Linked DNA regions of Mus musculus: regions 1, 2, 4 and 5 are each linked to region 3. Evidence: chromatin loops called from intact Hi-C (ENCODE). Cell type or tissue: left cerebral cortex. All regions are shown on one strand.

Region 1 (4,000 bases), 170 kb after region 3:
CCCAGCATCCTGACGCAAGGGCTGTAGGTGCAGGATAGAAGGGCACAGATTTAGTCTTCACCTAGTCTCATGTTCTTCTAACATGTATTTAGTGTTCTCTGTATGAGAATACATGTATAATACATACTTAATTCTTATGAGCAATGACTCTATACTACCTACATGTATCAGTCTTTACTCAATTTTTAAAACTTCATTGTTGTATTTTCGGAGGTGGCCTCAAACTTGCTGACGATGACCTTGAATTCCTGGTCCCCCTGCCTCACTTCCTGAGTCCTGGGATCACAGATGGATACCATTACCTGGTTTATGTAGTACTGGGAATTAAAATCCAGGACCTTAAGCATGCTGTGGAAGCATTCTACCCACTGCAGTCCTCCAACAGTATCCTATCAACCGAGCTGTATATCGAGCTCCTTACTCTCCAAAATTCAAAAGAAAGTGAATTCAGAGCTACTTACTAAAGTCATAACGTCCAACCACCATCCCTGTTCATGTAAGAACATTTCCCTGAGTTCCTGAGCAGGACTCTATTTGGAACTAAGGAACTTAAGCAGTTCCTCTCCATGGTGTCTACCTCAGCCATCTCCCAGCAACACAATTCTACACACTTGTTTGTTCTGGATAGTCTTGTAAATAAAGTCGCATAGTAGTCATCTTGTTGGGATAGTGCTGAGCATCAGTTTCTGGCTCTGGGGCATCCCAAGCAAGCATCCTACCACTGGGACAGAGCCCCTACTATGTGACCTTTTATCTTTGGCTTTTGAGGCTCATCCATACTGTGGCACATATCAGCCCTTCATTGTTGTAGTTTTTTGATTTCCGAGACAGGGTTTCTCTGTGTAGCCCTGGCTGTCCTGGAACTCACTCTGTAGACCAGGCTAGCCTTTAACTCAGAAATCCGCCTGCCTCTGCCTCCCACGTCCTGGGATTAAAGGCGTACACCACCATTGCCCGGTTCATTCTTCATTTTTTACTCACATATTTTTACTAAGAGGACATTCTAGGGGCTAGAGAGACGGTTCAACAGAGCACCGACTGTTCTTCTAGAGGTTCTGAGTTCACTTCCCAGTGGCTCCTAACCATCTGTAATGGGATCTGATGCCCTCTTCTAATGTACATCAACAGTGCCTGTGCACTCACACATAAAATCAAATGAAGAAGAAGAAGAGGAGGAGGAAGAGGAGGAGGAGGAGGAACATTTTTTAAAAAGTATTATTCTATAAGAAAAACATTTTGTTGGGTATGTTGGTACACTAATCTTTAATCACAGCCCTCAGGAGGCAGAGGCAGGTAGATGTCTGTGATTCAAGGCCATCCTGGGCTACATATCGAGGTCCAGGACAGCTAGGACTATATACTGTCTCCAAAAAAAAAGGAAAAAAAAGTTGTCCCCTGATTTCTACATGTGTGTCACAGGGCGCATTCCTCTCCCTCCACACACACACACACACACACACACACCCCTAAATAACAATAACAAGAAAACATTTTAAGGTGGAATGTGGCTATACTCATGTACTCATGTCATTTTTTAATTAGTTATTATTTTTTTCTGCATGCAGACTGTCTGGACGGAGAACATAACCAGTTCCCTAGGTAAAATGTGGGCAGCTGAGGCCCCCTGGTGGTCAAACGGTCTGCAACTTCAGCACTGATGCCTGAGCCCCTGTGTTTTTAAGTGTCAGGGAATGTAGAGCAAGAATCTGTCTTCTTGTGTTGAGAGCATAACAATTTAGATTCCCACCATGGAAAGCTAATTCTATTAAGATGACAAGTCAGAAAACAGAAGAGTCACAATGTAAGGAGAGAAGCCCCCTGAGAGTTCAGCCGCTCCTACAAGGCCTTTTGGGTTAGTTTCTATGGTACTGGGCCTTTTGGGTTGGTTTTTATGGTACTGGGTCTTGCAAACTAAGTGTTTTACCTTTGTTCACCACTTCCAGTCCCTAATCCCAACGTTCTGAAAGGAGGAGTTGGTACCATCAACCTGCTATGAACAAAAGCAACTGGGGGGGGAGGGGGTGGTTATCTGGCTTATACTTCCTTATCATAATTCATCATCAAAGGAGATCAGGCCAGGAACTCAAAACAGGCCAAGAACCGGAAGGAACAAAGTGAGTTCTAGGAGAGCAAGGGCTACACAGAGAAACCCCGTCTTGCAAAACCAACAGTAACAAACAAACACATGGACTGCTCCTGAGGAACAATACCTCGATTCACCTCTGCTCTCCATATCCATGCCCTCAAGAGCATCTGACACACAGGCATACACACTCTCATGTGTGGGGTAAATCATTTTATCACCTATGCCTTTTGCAGAGGACCAGAGTCAGATTTGCAGAATATATTATCCCCTGAGAACCCACCATGTGCCCACAATAGATGCAGCTTCTCACAGCACCCAAGAAGCCAGTAAGAGCCTGTTCTCCACAGAACCCTAGTGCCAACACTGCAGCAAACCTGGCCTAACCTCTCCACAAACTGCATGCAGCTCACAGCCCTCACTGTCCTTGCTCCAGCCTCCTGTCTATGTGGGATGGTGGGCTTACACTGCCTCAGTCCTTGGCCTCTGCCTGAACACCTTATGAACAGATATGTCTATGTGAATTCCACAAGGTCAAGGACTGGACCTTGCTGCCTTAATTCAAGTGCCAGTCCCTGGGACTGGGGAGACGACTCAGTTGGTCCGTGTCTGCCATGCAGGCGTGGTGAGTTCAGACTCCTAGCACCCATGGAAAAGATGGAGAAGGCAGTGTGTCTGTAACCCCAGCACTAGCAGAAAGACCCCTGGAGCTCATTAGCTAGCTTGTCTCAAAAAACAAGGTAGAATGCACATGCCTGTAATTCCAGCACTTGGGAGGCAGAGACAGGTAGATCTCTGTGAGTTCAAGGTCAGCCGGGACTGCACAGGGAGTTCTAGGATAGCCAGGTATAAATAGTGAAACCCTACCTAAAATTAGAAAAACAAAACAAAACCCAAGGTGGAAAGTGACTGAGGAAGATACCTGCTGTTAACCTCTGGCCTCCACTTGCAAATACAGCCCCAGCCCCTTGACCCCCTACCCCACAATCACAACAGTGTCTGCACATCTAGCAGAGCACCTGGCTCACAGCAGATGTCTAGAAATGTGCACTGCAGAAATGAAAAAGCATTCTCAGGTCAGTAACCAACACAAACAAACCTCAAAAAGTCTTCAAAGCGACAACTTACGCTAGCACAGTCTCTTCCTTGCCGAGGCGAGCGGTAAGGGCACCGAGGGCTTCATTGGATGCCAAGGGAAGCCCAAACCCGCTGAGTGCTGCAACTGCATGGTAGATCTGGGCAATGGGGGAGTCTTCACTCACTGCTGCCAGCAGGAGCTCTTTGGTCTCATTTGAAACAGATATCTAGGAAAGGAATGGCGGACACAGAGTTAGAAGAGGTTCCAGCAGTTTGTGAAAGGCATACCGACCGTGGTAAGAACACAGCTGCCAAGGCTACGTCCACGCAGCACCCAGAGTCAAGTGTTCATAATGTCAACACCACCTCTGCTCTGAGTGGGTTTTGTCAACTTGACACAAGCTATAGAGTTACCTGAGAAGACAGAACCCCAACTGAGGAAATGCCTCACTACGACTGGCCTATATCTATAGTCAAGTCCATAGACCATTTTCTTGATTAGAAATTGATGTGGGAGGGCCCAGCCCTTGTGGGTGGTGCCTCCTCTGGGCAGCCGGTCCTGGGGCATATGAGTGAGCAGGCTGAGCAGGCCACGAGGAACAAGCAGGTGAACAGCTATCCTCTACTGCCTCTTCCCCAGTTCCGGCCTAGAGTTCCCGCACTGACTACTCTCGATGATGAACTGTGACGTGGAAGTGTAAGCCAAATAACCGTCCCCAACCCCCTCCCACTCCAAGGTGCTTTGGGTCATGCCGTTTCATCACAGCAACAGAAATCTCCCAAAGGATAACAACACGCTGCTTGTCCACTTAAAGTAATCTACATCGACTGAATGATCGA
Region 2 (4,000 bases), 90 kb after region 3:
TGGCACTGTCAGAGCCAAGTCTTTTACCCTAAAAACTTCAGTTAATAAAACCTTTCAAGAAGACGCTGCAGTTGCTTGGGACAGAATACAGTTTCTATCCCAACACTAGGGAGACAGACAGATCTCTTTGAGTTCTAAACCAGTCTGGTCTGTATGCTGAATTCCAGGCCAGCCAAAACTGAAACCCTGTCTAAAAATAAAGAAATATTTTAATGGCATATTAATCTGAAGTTATTAATTCTATCAATAATGATTGCAGGGAATATGGTCCTTAAGGGATCACATGGGTGGCTTTAATGCTCTGTTCCATCCCAGTATCATAGTTAATAATGGTGTCCTTTGGGGCACATAGAATTTGAAACACACTGGCAACATTTGATGACGTCCACACTGCTGGCGCTGCATCATCACATGCCTTCCAATTCCCCACTTGCTGGCACTTCAAAACTGCCTTCATGTGTTCTTCTGCTGGGACTATAGCAGAGACCTCCACACTGGCAGTGACGTCCGCTATGGAGATTTTGGTTTCAGAACGAATCCATCCCTAACCTGTGTGACCATCCCTTATTCCCAGGAAGTGGCTTTGTGCTCTTGTTTCAGGGGAGGCCTGGCTGAAGCCTTCACATAGCGTAAGGCAGTCTTTGTCCGTTTCTACTCACAAATTCGATGCCATCTCTATCCTAACTAAGTAAACATTTACTACACACTATGGCTGTAACCTTGGCAATGTGAGGTTCAAAAACAAAACTACCACTTATTGATGTTTCAGCAAAGTTCCCATGGAGCCCTCAAATTTGCTATGCAGCCCAGAACAGTATAGGCATGCTCTGCCCCACCCCCAGACTTAGGATGCAAGGGATAAAAACCAAGGCTTTTACACGCTGGGTAAGCCCTCTTCCAACTCAGCCATATCACCAGCTCTGATTTTTAATTTTGATTTTTTTTTTTTCGAGACAGGGTTTCTCTGTGTAGCTTTGGTTGACTTGGAACTTATTCTGTAGACCAGGCTAGCCTCCAACCCACAGAGCTCCTCCAGGATGGCCAGGGCTGCACAGAGAAACCCTGTCTTGGAAAAACAACAAAAATTTTGTTCTCACCAAATAGCTTAGCAACTTTAGCCTAAGAATCTTCCTTTAAAAAAAAAAAAAAGGCTGTTTAAAATAGCACCTTTTTCAGCAAACCCCAAAGGCTATCATTACTACTCTTGTGCTGATATGAGGGTTACACAGGCAGCTGTCCTACGTGACTAATGAGGGGGTAGCGTATACAGAGGGATACGCCAAGCAAGACGATGACCTACGTGTAAAGCAGGAAGAGGTAAAACTTCATCGTGCTACTATCTTAGGGCCGGGAAGAACAGTTCTGGGGTCTGAACATGGGACTCAAGCACGCTGGGTGAGTCTCCACTACTGAGCTACTCAAAACACACAAATTCAAAGCCATGCGCGGTTTGTTTCTGGAGTCTTCCACTTTCTATTTCCAGGTGTCAGGTCACTGGAACCGCAGACACCGGGGAGGCTATCGCATTCCCCATCCCTTTCTCTGGCAGTTTTCTCTCAAGCACACACTGCAACTAAGCACTGATACGCTCCCGGCCTTCGCATCCTCCGCACAGGCCCAAGGGAGCCTTCTGCGGGGAAGGAAAGTGACCGGGAGAGGAAGATCGAGATGCCCGAGGTAACACAGCCATCCAGGGCACACCCGACAAGCCAAGCCCCGGCTGGTCCCGGCGCAGGGCAGGCTGGGCCCTGGCCCTGCACAACCCTCGCGAGGGCCCCAGTCTCCTCGGAACGCAGACTGCCTTTACAGATAACTGCCCTCCGCAACCCCGGAAGCCGCTGTAACCCGCAACGCCGCCCCGATCCCGCCCGCCGGGAAGCCTCGGCCGGGTTATCCGAGCCTCAATACTTACCTCCCGGAACGCCGCGCCGCCGCACCGGAAGTGATCCCTCGTGACCCGGAAGCGATGTGCTGGGAGCAGCAGCAGATTCCGCTCAGCGGGTTTTACCAGGTCCACCGCTTCCTCGCCGTCTTCCTCCTGCTCTCCCCTAATTAGACACCGAAGGTTGAAGCTTTAATGAATTTTTTATTTGATTTGAGACAGGGTCTCAACAGTGTAGCTCTGACTGGCCTCGAACTGGGGGCAATTCTCCTGATTACAGCCGGTCTCCCCCCAGTTTAGAACTCAGTTCTAAGTCTGAGCCAGAAATCTACAATATAAGGGGTAGGACAAACATTACCATGCTATAATTCAGACAAAAACAAATCACCATAATAAATTAAAAAGAGACCAGTGAACATCTCTGCTTCCATGGAGTTTATAGTCAGTAAGTCACATAATAGATAGGGAATCCTTAATGCGATAAATGTTTGGAAGGCAAAAATCAGCATTGAAATAAGTGCGGCAGACCAGTTAGGAATGGAGTTTAATGGGCAGTGATGTGATTGGTGCCTGATAGTCAAGCCTTCACAGTCTCCCACGCTGACCAATGTGACCCATAGAATTTTGGGGAAATACTGAGCTTGAGTTCCGAGATTAAGACAGAAAAACATTGTGACTTCCTCTTTCCTCGCTCTTGATCATTCCTGGGAAGTCCCGCAGAGTGAGATTCACGTGGGCAGTTATCAAGCCTCCAGCCAACGAACTCAGCTTGGCAGCCAGATAAACTATCTCTAGGTCAGCTGATGTGGCCCTGACCCCTAAATCCTTTAATTATGTGTGCCACGGGTGGGTATTGGTGTGGGTACGGGTGTGGCATATGCACTCACATGCATGTACCTATGGCTGCTGAGGCCAGAGTATATCACGTGTCTTGCTCTATTATAGTCCACCTTATTCCCTTGAGATAGGGAAAGCCGCAGGGATCCCGTATCCATCCTCTCCTCTCCTCTGCCTTGGACTGGCGTTAAAGATGTATGAGTGACCATGCCTGGCTTTTTACTTTGGGTCTTTGAGACCTTCATGTTTAGTCAATAAGCACTCTCACTCACTGAGCCATGCCCAGCCTCAAAATCAATTGTGTAGATGGATTTTGGGTTGTTTGGTTTTTTGTTTTTGTTTTTTCCTTTTTCTTTTCTACTTCTGAGGCAGAATCCTCAAGCGTGCTGCTCCAAACTCCTGCTGCTGTGAGGTCCTCCCAATGGTAGACATAGACGGTCATCGACAACCCAAGCCAAAACAAACTTGCAAAGTTTCTTCTATCGGAGCCTAACAGCAACAAACGAGTAACTAGGGACTGGAGAGAGGCTCAGTGGTTAAGTGTGTCTGCTGCTCTTCCAAAAGAACCTGGGCTTGGTTCCTAGCACCCACATAATGGCACAAAATCCTTTATAACACCAATGTCAGGAAACCAGAAGCTTTCTTCTGGTCTCTGTGTACCAAGCACACATGTGATACAAATACATACATGCAGACAAAACATTATATATATTATATATGTTATGTTATATTATATATACATACACACACACACACACACACACACACACACACACACATATATATGGTCTGGAGAGAACAAATATTTAATACAGGACTTGCCCTAAAAGTGCCCAATATGTATGGATAGATAAAGACAGTCATTTTTGCTTGAGCGTTTTTTATTTTTGAGACAGGGTCTCACAGTGTCATCCTAGCTGGCCTGGAACTCTCTATATAGATATATAGACCAGGTTAGCTTTGAACTCACAGAGATACGTCTACCTCTGTCTCCCTAATGCTGAGATTAAAGGTGTGAGCAACCACACCCAGAAAAAAAAAAGATGTTTTATGAATTCTTTACCCTCTATTCAAAGATATATCAGAACTTAACCTCTACTGTTCCAGAATGTGATTCTATTTGGAGGCAGGATTTTTGTGGGGGAAGGGGTTGCAGTGAACCTTATGGACGGTGTTCAAGAGAATAGGGCTCCCTAAGCCCCTCCCCTTCTTCCACGGGTCTAGGATAGAAACTGTGATGGGTCTTAGTGCTGGGGCTGAGTTGGGACAGGGACTCCTCAG
Region 3 (4,000 bases):
TGGGCTTGCTATCGGTAGCCACATGACCTTGGACAAGGGCCTTCCTGACTTTGAGCCTCAGTTTCCTCATTCACAAAATAGAGCCAGCCCCTCCACCATTGCTGCTGTCCCCACCCCACCCCCCGGGGATCAGAGATAACGAGATGGAGGGGTATGAATGACAGTGACCGGTGCAGAACGTGGAACCTGCTCACTTTTGCCTCACACAACGGGCATCCCCTCCCTGGATCTTGAGGGCTGAATAGGAGTTCACCAGATGGATACAGGAGAAGTATTTCAGGCAAACGGAGTAGCATGCACGAGGAACGGGAGGCATGAGCAGCGAGACACGCCCAGGGAGACGGAAAGCCTACCTCTTTAGCCAGACCTTTGGGGCACTTTATGATGGATCCTCTCTACCCTCCAGAGCAGCTCAAATCAAAGTCCCCAAGCCTTACCTGCTCCAGGGAGAGGCCTCCACAGCCCAGCACATACCTCCAACCAGCAGCTGCCCCCCTCCCAGGGATGCTGCCCTTACCTGCTGTGGCTCACTGTCCTTCCTTGGATGGGCAGTCTGATAGAGACAGCCCCCTCTCCCGGGGACATCTTGCAGGGACCCCGGCCTGCTTCTATCCACCCCTGACCTGGTCTGGTGTAACCCACTCCCCACCACACTGCCTCCCTCCCTGGCCTACAGAATACACTGGGTCCTGCATGTAGCTGGCACCCAATGTGGAATCACAAATCAGAACAGGGAGGAAGAGAGCTAACAGGAAGGTGTGGGGAGAAGATGGAGGGTCGGCTCATACAGGTGGGATGCAGGGTAAGCTAAAGGGACGGGGAGAGAGCTGGAAACACACAGGGGCGGTGGAGGAAGCACATGCAGAGAGCAGCCCCCAGCCTCAGCGAAGCATCCCCCTCTACCTGGCCTCGGTACACACCTGACATCCACCTTCCTCCTAAGGGCCAGCGAGAGAGAAGCAGAGAGAAGGAGAGGCTGAGGTGCGAAGACAGGGCCCAGGACAAGGGAGGATACTGGTTGGGGTCTAGGGAGGGCCGCCACCCACCAAGAGCAGAAGCAGCCCTGTAGGCTCTGCACCGCCCTCTGCCGGCAGCTCTCGGTAAGACAGACCCACGCTCCCAGTGCAGTCCCCGCCAGGCCACTCACGTGTTATTGACAATCTGCAGCCGCTCCCCTTTCTTGAAGGACAGGTCAGTCTCTGTCCGTGACTCATAGTCATAGAGGGCCACAAAGGTGGTCACCCCACCTGCAGAGAAGGATGAGAGGTGTCAGAACCCTGCAGGGGCTGGGTCAGGCGCCGTTCTCACTCACCAGCCTGTCCCTGGGAGGAAGCTAAGTACGCTGTGCCTTCCTGCTGGGCTGCAGACTAGGTGTTCCTTATCTAATGAGTCTATTGACACAAGCAGAAGTCCCGTCCCCGTCCCCGTCCCCCCCGTCCCTGTCCCCCCCCCCCCCCGAGATCAGGCTCCCTTGCTCTGCACTCAGGGGCAGCACACAGAAGATGCCCCAAGCCCCACACTTAAGGGACTCTGCCTGTGTGTGTGCCTGGCAGCTCGAGGTTTCTGGTCCAAGTTTCAGGACCCTTCCCCTGATTCTCCCCTCACCCACAGCTGCTCCGTGGAATCCTGCATCCCACCCTCGGTTGCCCGAGGCTCCACAAATGCTTCTCAAATGATCGAATGGGTGTGTGGCTGCATGGCGGGAAGTGGGCTGCCCGTCCAAAGGTCTCACCACAACCAAGTTCCTGTGGTGGGATGTGGAGCTGGGAACCCCTACATCCCGTGTCTGCATTCTGCATGCAAGATGGTAGACAGGCCCATCTGAGGGGGCGAGGTTGTATGCACACCTGTATCTGTGTGTGCTCTGGCCCAGGTGTCTCTAGGAATTGTTGGTGTCTCCACTCAGTGTGGGTTCATGCCCAATGTGGGCATATAACATGGTTGAGTCTGGGTGGGATTTGTACGTGTAGGTGTGCAGCCATGCGTGTGGCTCTGTCTGAGCGTGGGATTTGCACGCATGGGCGTGCAGCCGTGAGTATGGCTCCGTCAGAGTGTGGGATTTGCACGTGTGGGTGTGTAGCCATGCATGCAGGAGCGTGAGTCACCCCGCTCAGCTCCTGGGCGGCAGGGCTGCCGCACCACACAGCGCCAGCAGAGGGCGCAGGGGCGCACTCGGGCCATCGCACAGCAGAGCCAGGAACAAAGGCTGGGCGGAGGCGGCAGCTAGTCCGTGGCGGTCCATCCCCTGAGGGCCTCAGGGTCCCCTCCCCTACAACCCTCTCCTTCAGAACCCGTTATATACTCTGAACCTGGGAGCCCGAAAGCGCCAGGAGCCCCGCTTTCCAGTTTACGAATCCTTCCCCATTCGCAGCCTCGGGAAAACCGAGTCCCCAGAACCCAGAGAGGGTGCACCACAGCTCAGGGACACACAGCAAGGGGGAGGGCTGACCTGCCAGAGGCCCCGCCCTCTGCGGGGAGGTGACGGTGTCCGAGGAGTTGAAGCCTCCGAAGAGCTTGGGCTCGGCCGCGGGCGGCACGAAGGCGGCGCTGGGCCCGCGGTGGCCGTCGGCGGAGGCGGGCTTGCTCGGTGTCTGTGAGGCCGGGAAGGCGCCCCCTGCCCCGTGCACGTTTTCCGAGGGCTCCAGGCTGCGGCGCCGCTGGCTGGCGTCCTTGGGCTTGCTCTTGTTGCTGCCCATGGTCCTGGCTAGGGGCGACAGAAATCCCCGAGGTAGAGGAGAGCCTCTGGGAGGAGACAAGCCACCCCACCCACTTATCGGATAGGGAAACTGAGGTCCTAAGAAGGGGACTAGCCACCCTGGGAGGACTCGTCTCATTACACCTGTCAAATGAATTGCTGGCACCTTAGGACACAGCTATGGAGAGAAGACATACCAGTCCAAAGTCCTGACTGCTGGACCCAAAGTCAGTTTCAGTCTTTCTTAGGCAGGGACACTTGAGTCATATCTATGTCCCCAGCACATAGGAGGGGCTCATTTAAGGATTGCTGAATGAATCCATGCCTGACAAGTCGTCTAACACTGGGGGAAGGTGCAGTACAGTACGGTGGCTTGAAGAAGGGATGGCCAGGCCTCCTGGTCACAGGACCTTTGCAAACACTATTCCCTGACAGCTTCACCTCCCAACTCAGTTTCCTTCAGCTGTCAGCTCAAAGTTACTTCCTGGGTCAGGCAGATGGCTACACAGGTAAAGGCACCTGTCACAGACACTGCTGACCTCAGTTCAATCCCCAGGACCCACATGGTGAAAAGAGGTGGACTGGGGCTGGAGAGGTGGCTCAGCAGTTAAGAGCACTGACTGCCTTTCCAGAGGTCCTGAGTTCAAATTCCAGCAATCACATGGTGGCTCACAACCATCTGTAACGAGACCTGATTCCTTTTCCTGATGTCTGAGGACAGCTACAGTGTACTTACTTACATATAAATCAAGAAAGAAAGAAAGAAAGAAAGAAAGAAAGAAAGAAAGAAAGAAAGAAAGAAAGAGGGAGGGAGGGAGGGAGGAAGGGAGGAAGGGAGGAAGGGAGGAAGGGAGGAAGGGAGGAAGAGAGGAAGAGAGGAAGGAAGGAAGGAAGAAAGAAAGAAAGAAAGAAAGAAAGAAAGAAAGAAAGAAAAAGAAAGAAAGGAAGGAAGGAAGGAAGGAAGGAAGGAAGGAAGGAAGGAAGGAAGGAAGGAAGAGAAACTTCAAGTCACATCCTTTAGGAAGGGGTCCTCAAATTCTTTCATGAGCCCCCAAACTACTGTACCCCCTTGGTTATATGTAGCCCCCTCTTCTTTTAATTCATGAATTGCTCCTGGTATGCACGGAGTGAGGTATACAGCAGGTGCTTAACAAACAACCAAATGATGAGCAGGGGGAGCAAGTCTGAGAGGTCCAGGGACCTGGATACACAGAGGGACCAAGTGAAAGGCCCCATGCCACCCGATGCCTGCTACCTTCCACATCCGTGCCCAACCCAGGAAGCTGGGCTGGGGCTCCCCTCTCC
Region 4 (4,000 bases), 120 kb after region 3:
CCTGGTTCCTGACCACCAAGCACCAGAGGGTATTGTCTGATGGGAAGATACAAAAGGACAGATGGAAGCTCAAAGGGACGATGAGATGCGCAAATCAACTAGCGAATGCCTTCTTATTGTTTAGCATTCTGGAATGCTTGTCTATAAGAGATCCATCTGAGAGAGCTGTAAACTGGGTCAGAGCCTGGCTCTGTGGGCTCCGGGCTTCATGAAGTTACCACATCTGAAAGGTTCTGGTGTTAATCAAAAGCTAGCTATTTATTTATTTATTTATTTATTTATTTATTTATTTATTTATGTGTGTGTGTGCGCGCACGCACGCGCACCAAGCAGCATTATATATACGGAGGTCAGGGAAAACTTGTGTGATGAATGCATGTGAAATGCACAGAGCCATCTTCCCTCACAGTACCCCTGTCACAAACCACGGGAAAGTGTTAATCTTATCACATTGAGAACTCTACCTGACAGGATCTACAGAGACATCCACTGGCTCTACTCCATGGGAAATCTGCTATCTGTTGTAGGGCTGGAGGATATTTGCCTCAGGGTGCTGTAGCTGGGCCAGGGTGGTTACAGTGTTCTGGAATGAAAGGCAAATACTTGTTTGACTCAGGCCCCTACTTACTGTCTGTGTGAGACTAGACATAGCATTCTGCTTCTCCGAGGTTCAGCTTTTTCGGTCCTGCAGTGGGAGCCCTAGGTGTTCCTAATCCTGACGGCTGCTGAGTGGTGAAGTCATGCATGGATGGATATCACCAGCTGGGCTGTAGTTCAGGACAACTGGGATTCAGTAAATGACAGGGAATTGCTGGCCCCAGGTGACAGGGCTAGAGCTTCAGGCTGAGTCCTAGCCATGAATTCTGGCTTCTGGAGTTTAGTAGCAGAGCTACCAGGGAGCCAGGTGGGAGTGGGGCTGGGTGTGGCAGGGCTGATCTTGGGCTAAATGACTGGGAGTGGGTGAAAGTGGGGTTGGAAGAAGAACTCAGACATCTTGCTTCTGGTTGCTGGTGCTAGGCTACTAGGTCCTTTAACTGAAGTGGAACCACGGAGCGGAAATGAAGCCATATTAGAGCCCTGACGTTTTTATGTCATGGAAAACTGAGAACTGGATTCAGACAGGACTTTGGGGTTTGCCTATGATGGGGAAAATAATAAGAACGTCCACTTCTCTACCGCAGAACCGATTGTCGCTAAGACATGCTAACCCTGAGACTTCGGAGGAGATCCCATTAGAAGCTCCCTCCTTACTGACTGACACATGTTCTTGGTCCTGAGGTGTGCTGAGAGACCTGGGTGATATACCCTGGTCCTGAGGCAGGGCTTGAGCCAGGATGTTCCCCTAAATGGAAACACAGCTAAAAGCTTGGGTATGAACTGGGAAGAGGAAGATGAAGGGGCTTGGGTGGCAGAGTGAAGGATGGCAGATCTGATCAGAACCTGCTTTGTTAATGGGATTTCATAGGGAACAAAGCCCCACACAAGGGGGCTTCTGACATTGAAACAAAGCCTGACACCACCAAAGACTGGAGAACAGCGCCACCTTCTGGCTGCCTGAGGCTATGACCCTTCTCTCCGGGAAGACTCCCAGGGCTTTTAGGGAAACCATCTAATGTCTGATGTCTTAGTGTCCTAGAACAAAAACGACCCATTTGAGCTCATTTCTGGTGAGCCTGAGATTGTGCTCTCTTACCAACTCCCCCTCCTCACCAACACACCTGCTATTCGGACCCGGATCAGCTTTGGTCCCCAGCATCTGGAGGGGCTTAGAGAAAGAAAGCGCCCCGCCACACACCCCACCCCTGCACACACACACACACACACACACACACACACACACACACACACACACACACTATAAAATCATCCAACCCCAGGGGAGATCCCACCCCAGGCTGGGAGAATGTTTCTTGGAGAGACAGGCCAAGGAGATGTAGAGACAGGCCCCATGTAGGGACAGTAGCCTTGTAGCATGAGGCTTGGATTAACTCTATTCACCCTATAGCCAGCCCGGTATACATTTATAGCTCATAGTTCCCCTGCCACAGTGAGATATTCTAAGCAAGAAGAATTTACTAGAACTGTTACATAAGGGGGCAGCACTTTCGAGTAACCCGGAGGTGTTACACAGAGACAACTGTGCATCGCTGAGCTACAATTCCAGTCCCCTTTAAAATTTTTATTTTGAAAATTACCTAGGCCGGCCTTGAACCCTCCTTGACCTTGTGGTCCTTCTACCTCCATCTACCGGGATGGAGGATGCTGGGATTAGAGACCAGCTTGGATAGGCAAGTCTTGACTTTGCCTCTTCATTGGAGACCTCCTTGGATACAGGCTGGTTTTTTTTGTTTGTTTGTTTTTGTTTTTTGTTTTTTAAAAGGGGGGGGGCTTCAGCATTACCACCCAGCCAATGCGCCTTTTCTGGAGGAACCATACAGACTAGGAGAGAGGACCAACCAGGCCAGTTTACAGAAAAAGAAACCAAGGCTCAGAGAAATCAAGTGACTTGTCTGGGGCCACCCAGAAAGGCTACAGTAGCCAACACTGGTGGCCTGGCTCTGACATAACACACATGTACATCCACGTGACCCTTGCTACTGAGGACTCCATAAACAGACCCAGAAGGGCAAGAGAGTCAAGGGAACCGGGAAGTCCAGGGTCTGGGACTTCTCCATCTCCTGCACAGTGCTCTGGGGCAGGCTGGGAATGCTTCCATCGTTCACACAAAGTGGGGTCTGAGGCCCACAGATAGGCCCCCTTTGTTCATGGGCTCTCCCTCCCCACTGCCTGCCCAGCCTGCAGCAGCCACCTCTTTGAATGGCTGGCTCTCACACTGGAAATTTGCAACACAAATGTGCGGCCTGTCTCCCTCTCAGCCTGTCCACCGCTGCCCCAGCCTTTGGGGGGACTTCTAGAATCCACCTCTCTCTGGGGTGCTTTCTTTTTTGTTTCAGCTCAAGCCCCTAGACACCAACACAATCACTAATTAAGGTCGGGTTAAAAACACATCTTGGGAAGGAGCCAGTGCTGAGCGAGGCCAGCCAGCCAGAGCGGGGTGGTGGGAATCGGAGGTGGAGGCTGGATTTTTATTCTTGAGACTCTGGCTTTCTCACCCCATTTTAGTAGGCTTGTCAACAAATAAAGCCTGTTAGTAAGATGGCTTCCAGCTTCCCTAACCATTCCGCTTGGCTTTCTGAGCTCAGGACTGGCTGGAAATTGTTGCTAAGACACAGCCTGTCTCCACTTCCTTACCGGGGAGGCAGGTGTCATGACCCCACCTTGCAAACGCAGTAACTGGGGTGCAGAAGGATGAAGTGCCCTGTCCAGATTCCCTCGTGGGGCAGAGCGTGGTTTCATAGGAACTCACTGGCCGCCTCCTTTCCCAGCTGAAGAAGTGCTTCCTGGTTAAAGTGACCTTTCCTTCTCCCTGCAATTCTTGAGCGCTTTTGTGTGTTTTTGGAATTGAAGCTTCTGCTTCTCACAGCCCTCTGATGCTGGGTCTCCTTATTTCTCAAGGCCCAAATCCAGCTCAGAGGACAGAGACCCAGACATTCCCAAATGGCGGAAATGAGACCTTGGCGCTCAGGATCACTAGTGCAAAGAGCGCTGCAGCCTGGGGGTGGTGGGGGCTAATTAGATGTTTAGTAAGAGTTTGTAAGAGAAGGAAACAAATGCTGGATTAAGAACTGGCCAGCAGTAGTGCTCCCTCGCCCTGGAGGGAATGCAAAAGGCACAACTTGGGTCTGGAGGACAGTTTGTTAGTCAGTCCCTCTTCATCCTCTTCCTCTTCTTCCTCCTCCTCCTCCCCCCTCTCCTCCTCTTCTTCCTCCTCCTCTCACTCCTCCTCCCCCTCCTTCTCCTCTTCCTCCTCCTCTTCCTTCTCTTCCTCTTCTTCCTCTTTCTCCTCCTCTTCCTCCTTCTCCCCCTCCTCCTCCTTTTCTTCCTCCTCCTCTTCCTCCTCCTCCTCTTCTTTCTCCCCCTCCTCTCCTCTTCTTCCTCC
Region 5 (4,000 bases), 110 kb before region 3:
ACATACTGAGTCTCAATTCCTATTTCATAATAATGACAACACCAAAGTCCAGATTGCAACCAGATCTCTGGATTCAGAAATCAGTGTCTGAATACACAATGACCGAAAACATTCCCCAGCAGGGTCTTTTAAAATATGCTTTTCCTTTTTTTTTTTTTTTTTTTTTAATTTTTTATAGGACCATCGAATGTTTCCCTTGAGACCTGAGCCAAGTCTTTGCTTGGTCCCTTCCCCTCCAGACCCCCTGAACCCACTAATTTGATTGCTATCACCTCTGTTCAGTATCATCAACTCTTGAGCTAGACAATGGGATCCTGCTTTTTGCACTGGTGTGGGTCCAGCTCTTTCTAACCCGCATCCTGTATATGTCAGATTAATCTGTAGTGCTTTAGTGGTTTGTTACATTTATGCATAAAATATGTGTGTCAGAGGGGATTGGTTCTAAGGCCCAAATATGAGGATGCTGCTCAAGTCCCTCATACTATGGTGCAGCATCCACAGGCTCCCCACACACCTCCTCTACACTCCAGCTCTAGAAAACTGAGCTAAAACTGGTTTGGGACCACCCCAGGACCAGGGTACATAATTTACATATCAAAACAGACCTGGCCTCCAGGTTCTCCCAGCATCCCTCAGTCCCCTCCTGGCCCCCAACCCTGAACTTTCCAGCCCAGGGGCTGGGCTGCTCTTCCCTCAGTGGCTCCTCCCTATAGAAATCCAGACATTTTGCTCCCTCGAGCTCTCTCTTTCCCTCCGTCCCTTTCTCCTTCCCTTCTGTCTCCCACTCCCCATGGGGACTTTTCCGGCCTCGTTCCTTAGGGCCAGTGAATTCACCAGAGAGCAGCTTCCCAATAAACCTGCCTTCAAAATATTCTAATCTGGCTTGAATTGGCTCATTTCACTGGCGGCAGAGAAATAACCTATCAAAATCCTGTAAGTGCGATAACAGCTCTTCTGTTTTCAGGCAGTAATTTGAGTTGCCCCCATTCAGTGCTCAGACCGCTATTCATTTAACAAGAGCTCCCTGGCCCTCTGTTTTCTTCTGTTGTTAGATGACAGAAAACCAGGTACAGGTAAAGGACTCATAAGCAATTAAACATGAGGGTCACAGCCCAACCCGCTGTGGTCTCAACCCATCCCCGCTCAGGTGTGACACCTGGAACTGGGATCATCTTGTGCCCATGAACTGAAGGATAACAGAGTGTTGGAAGAAACCCAGGTCCTCTGAGACACCAAGCCATTCCATGTATCCGCCACTCATTTCCTTTTTTTTTTTTTTTTTGTTTTTGTTTTTTGTTGTTGTTTGTTGTTGTTTTTTGAGACAGGGTTTCTCTGTGTAGCTCTGGCTGTTCTGGAACACACTTTGTAGACTAGGCTGGCCTCAAACTCAGAAATCTGCCTGCCTCTGCCTCCTGAGTGCTGAGATTAAAGGTGTGCACCACCACGCCCGGCCACTCATTTCCTTTTTTTTTTTTTTTTTAAGATTTATTTTTTATTATTATATCTAAGTACACTGTAGCTGTCTTCAGATGCACCAGAAGAGGGCATCAGATCTCATTACAGATGGTTGTGAGCCACCATGTGGTTGCTGGGATTTGAACTCAGAACCTTCGGAAGAGCAGTCGGTGCTTTTAACCACTGAGCCATCTCGCCAGCCCCTCCTTTTTAAGGCAGTAATTTACTGTTAAGAAAGAAAGAAAGAAAGAAAGAAAGAAAGAAAGAAAGAAAGAAAGAAAGAAAGAGAGAGAGAGGCAACATGAAGAACAGGCTACAGAGCCATCTCATTCCCGAATCCAAGGTGTCCAAAGTCTCCCACGTGAGTCAGCACCAGCCAGCTCCACTCCACGGAACCCCTGCTTCATGGACCAGCCTGTGGCAGTAGGGACAAGAGAGTCTGCTGCACCCCGCTTCTGCAGTTCCTTTCCCAGCTCCTCCCTAGATCACCATTGGCCTCCTTCCTTCCTGCCTTGGATCCCCTTGGCTTCTAGACACTACCAAGACCCGTGTGCTGAGGGAGGCCCACCAGCCCTTATACAGGTCCACTCTCTCCATCCACGGTGTGCCCAGGCATTTCCGCTACTGAGTTCTCTGTCCCACTTCTGATTGTCCCCTAGCAGCCTGTCTTCGGGCCTTTCCACCCTGGCCAAGGGCTCTTCACCTCTTCTTCATCCCTACAGCCACAGCTTAGGAGTCAATGCCTGTGCCTCAGTATGTGCTTCCCGCACCCAGTTTGATATGATCTCTTCTAGCTCCCTTAGTCACTACCTGTCTGAGTCACCATGACTTTGTGTCTGGAAAGATGTTCTGGTTGCTTAACTGGCTTCCTGTCCCAAACCTCACTTTCATGTTTTCTAACCCTGAAAGTCAATGGCCTCGGAGAGACCCAGATTTCTTTTCATTGCCTCGAAGAACATAGCTTCCCATGTCTCTCAAGACAAAAATTCAAATTCATGACCAAGGTACCTGTCATATTCCTTGTTCACCTTCCACCCTTAGGGTTGTCACCTCCATGTCTGGAACAAGACCCCTCACTCACACAATGCACAAACTCAATATGCCTAAGACGGCCCCAACCCTCGCCCACTCCAGACACCAGGATTCCACTCATTTCTCCTCTCTTTACTTTGCCTCCTAGTGCCTTCCACGATGCCTAATTACAAATCATGTACTGGTGCGACTACAAGTGGTTACTGGGTGGTAGTCTCTCCACTATCCCCCGACACTCACTCTCACCCTGGTGACTGAGAAAATTGGGGTCAGGAGTAGAATTGTACCTCCTTAGCCTCTAGCACTGCGCTTGCGCACAGTATGAGGTCAGGAACGTGGCTAATAAGCTAGTAAGTGACCACACTGACTCATCTAGACATTAACAAGCCTGGGGCAAGCCATTTCCTCACCAAGGAGGAAGCACGTCCTCAGCCCGTGGTTGAAGGGCCAGATCTGAGCCACGAGAAGTTTTCCCAAAGTACACAAATCACAAGGTGCTAAGGATTCTGCGGAGTTACGCTCATCAGCGTAACTACACCTCGCTCGCCCGCGGAGCTCTCAAAGAGTAAGAATCACAATCTGCTGCATATGCATGAAGGGGACCATGGGCCGGAGGTTCGGGGCTGCCTAAGATACGCCTGACCAAATATTCCACGGGTTTGAAGACCTTAGCGCCCCATAATTTTATTCAAGTCTACTAAAAACTCAGAAAGGACATTTCGTGGCGGATACTGAGGGGAGAGTGTCTGAGAGTAGCCTCGCTTTGAGCCAGTTTGTCAGGCGTTCTCAGAAGACAGCTCGGTTCTGGACCGGGGGTCCTTGGACCGCTCCACTAGAAGACGAAGGGGGCGTCTCCCCAGCTCCTGCGGCGTTGGTGGCGAGCTAAGGTGGAGGCAAGCAGCGGCGGCGACGGCGACAGTGGCGGCAGTGCCATGGTGGGGCTCGCAGGTATCGTGGCGTCGCCCGCCTGGGCAGGGTGAGAGCGCTCGGTGCGGCCGCGCCGCCATGTTAGCCCTCCGGGGTCACCTTAGGCGTCGCTTGGCCTCTCGCCGGGGCTTTCCGCGCGGCCGGGGTCGGGCGCACCCTTGTCTGGCGTCAGATGACCTCCCCTTTTCGTCCCAACCTGGGCCTTGGGGGTGGTCCCTTCCCGTCCCTTGGGTGGGTTCCGGGGTTCCTTAGCTGTCACTCTGGCCTCCAAGGTCAGCGCGCTCCCGGGACGGGGCTGGGAGGGGCGGGCGCGACCACCACCTCCTCTGTTCCGGACCTTGGCGAGGGGCTCAGCTTCTGGGAGGCTGGACACTCTTTCCTCGCCACTTCAGTTTCTCTCCCCCCCCCCTTTTTTTTTCTTTTTCTTCCCCCACCCTTATCCGAAGGAGTGTGGGGAGAAAGTAGAAGTGGGCCCCGAACGCTCTCTTTTGTGTCCGGAGTGATAGGGTGACCATCTGCTACGGGTCCCGTGTGCTTCTCACTTCCACCAACTTTTCGTCGAGTCTGGACACCGGTTCCCTCTCCA

Evidence for each region. A loop is a pair of places that touch in the nucleus more often than their neighbours do. Peaks named below come from ENCODE experiments on the same cell type or tissue, not always from the same donor. Only the 100,000 strongest peaks of a DNase experiment are listed, where the experiment ranks them.
Region 1: it touches region 3 in a loop (5-fold over the local background); 14 of 42 quality-filtered maps call a loop at or near these places.
Region 2: a loop joins it to region 3, with 5 times the contacts of the local background. A loop is called at or near these places in 6 of 42 quality-filtered maps.
Region 4: it touches region 3 in a loop (9-fold over the local background); 41 of 42 quality-filtered maps call a loop at or near these places.
Region 5: it touches region 3 in a loop (5-fold over the local background); 30 of 42 quality-filtered maps call a loop at or near these places.

Annotation. Positions count from the first base shown.
Region 1 is chr2:157,289,924-157,293,923 of GRCm38, reverse strand. Rpn2 (ribophorin II) reads right to left here. Exons shown (of 17, transcript NM_019642.4): 4 at 3,212-3,387. Among named protein-coding and RNA genes, the nearest start is that of Mroh8, 12 kb to the right of the region's middle. In left cerebral cortex, a CTCF peak has its summit at 1,626 (motif pointing left); a DNase peak (open chromatin) is centred at 1,623.
Region 2 is chr2:157,365,553-157,369,552 of GRCm38, reverse strand. It overlaps Manbal (mannosidase, beta A, lysosomal-like), which reads right to left and starts at 1,959. Exons shown (of 3, transcript NM_026968.3): 1 at 1,913-1,959. In left cerebral cortex, no CTCF peak of the experiment used is centred here; a DNase peak (open chromatin) is centred at 1,943; H3K4me3 peaks cover 1,563 bases; H3K27ac peaks cover 1,256 bases.
Region 3 is chr2:157,455,781-157,459,780 of GRCm38, reverse strand. Src (Rous sarcoma oncogene) reads right to left here. Exons shown (of 15, transcript NM_009271.3): 4 at 2,450-2,704; 5 at 1,148-1,247; 6 at 921-938. The coding sequence starts at 2,696. Among named protein-coding and RNA genes, the nearest start is that of Src, 33 kb to the right of the region's middle. In left cerebral cortex, CTCF peaks have their summits at 1,086 (motif pointing left) and 2,149 (motif pointing right); DNase peaks (open chromatin) are centred at 1,120 and 2,106; H3K4me3 peaks cover 617 bases; H3K27ac peaks cover 1,456 bases.
Region 4 is chr2:157,339,268-157,343,267 of GRCm38, reverse strand. The region is part of intron 1 of Ghrh (growth hormone releasing hormone); the gene reads left to right. Among named protein-coding and RNA genes, the nearest start is that of Ghrh, 5.4 kb to the left of the region's middle. In left cerebral cortex, a CTCF peak has its summit at 1,539 (motif pointing left); DNase peaks (open chromatin) are centred at 1,543, 2,078, 2,805, 3,488 and 1 more place; H3K27ac peaks cover 1,735 bases.
Region 5 is chr2:157,565,683-157,569,682 of GRCm38, reverse strand. Blcap (bladder cancer associated protein) reads left to right here and starts at 3,322. Exons shown (of 2, transcript NM_016916.3): 1 at 3,322-3,435. In left cerebral cortex, a CTCF peak has its summit at 1,520 (motif pointing right); DNase peaks (open chromatin) are centred at 3,105 and 3,274; H3K4me3 peaks cover 1,545 bases; H3K27ac peaks cover 1,459 bases.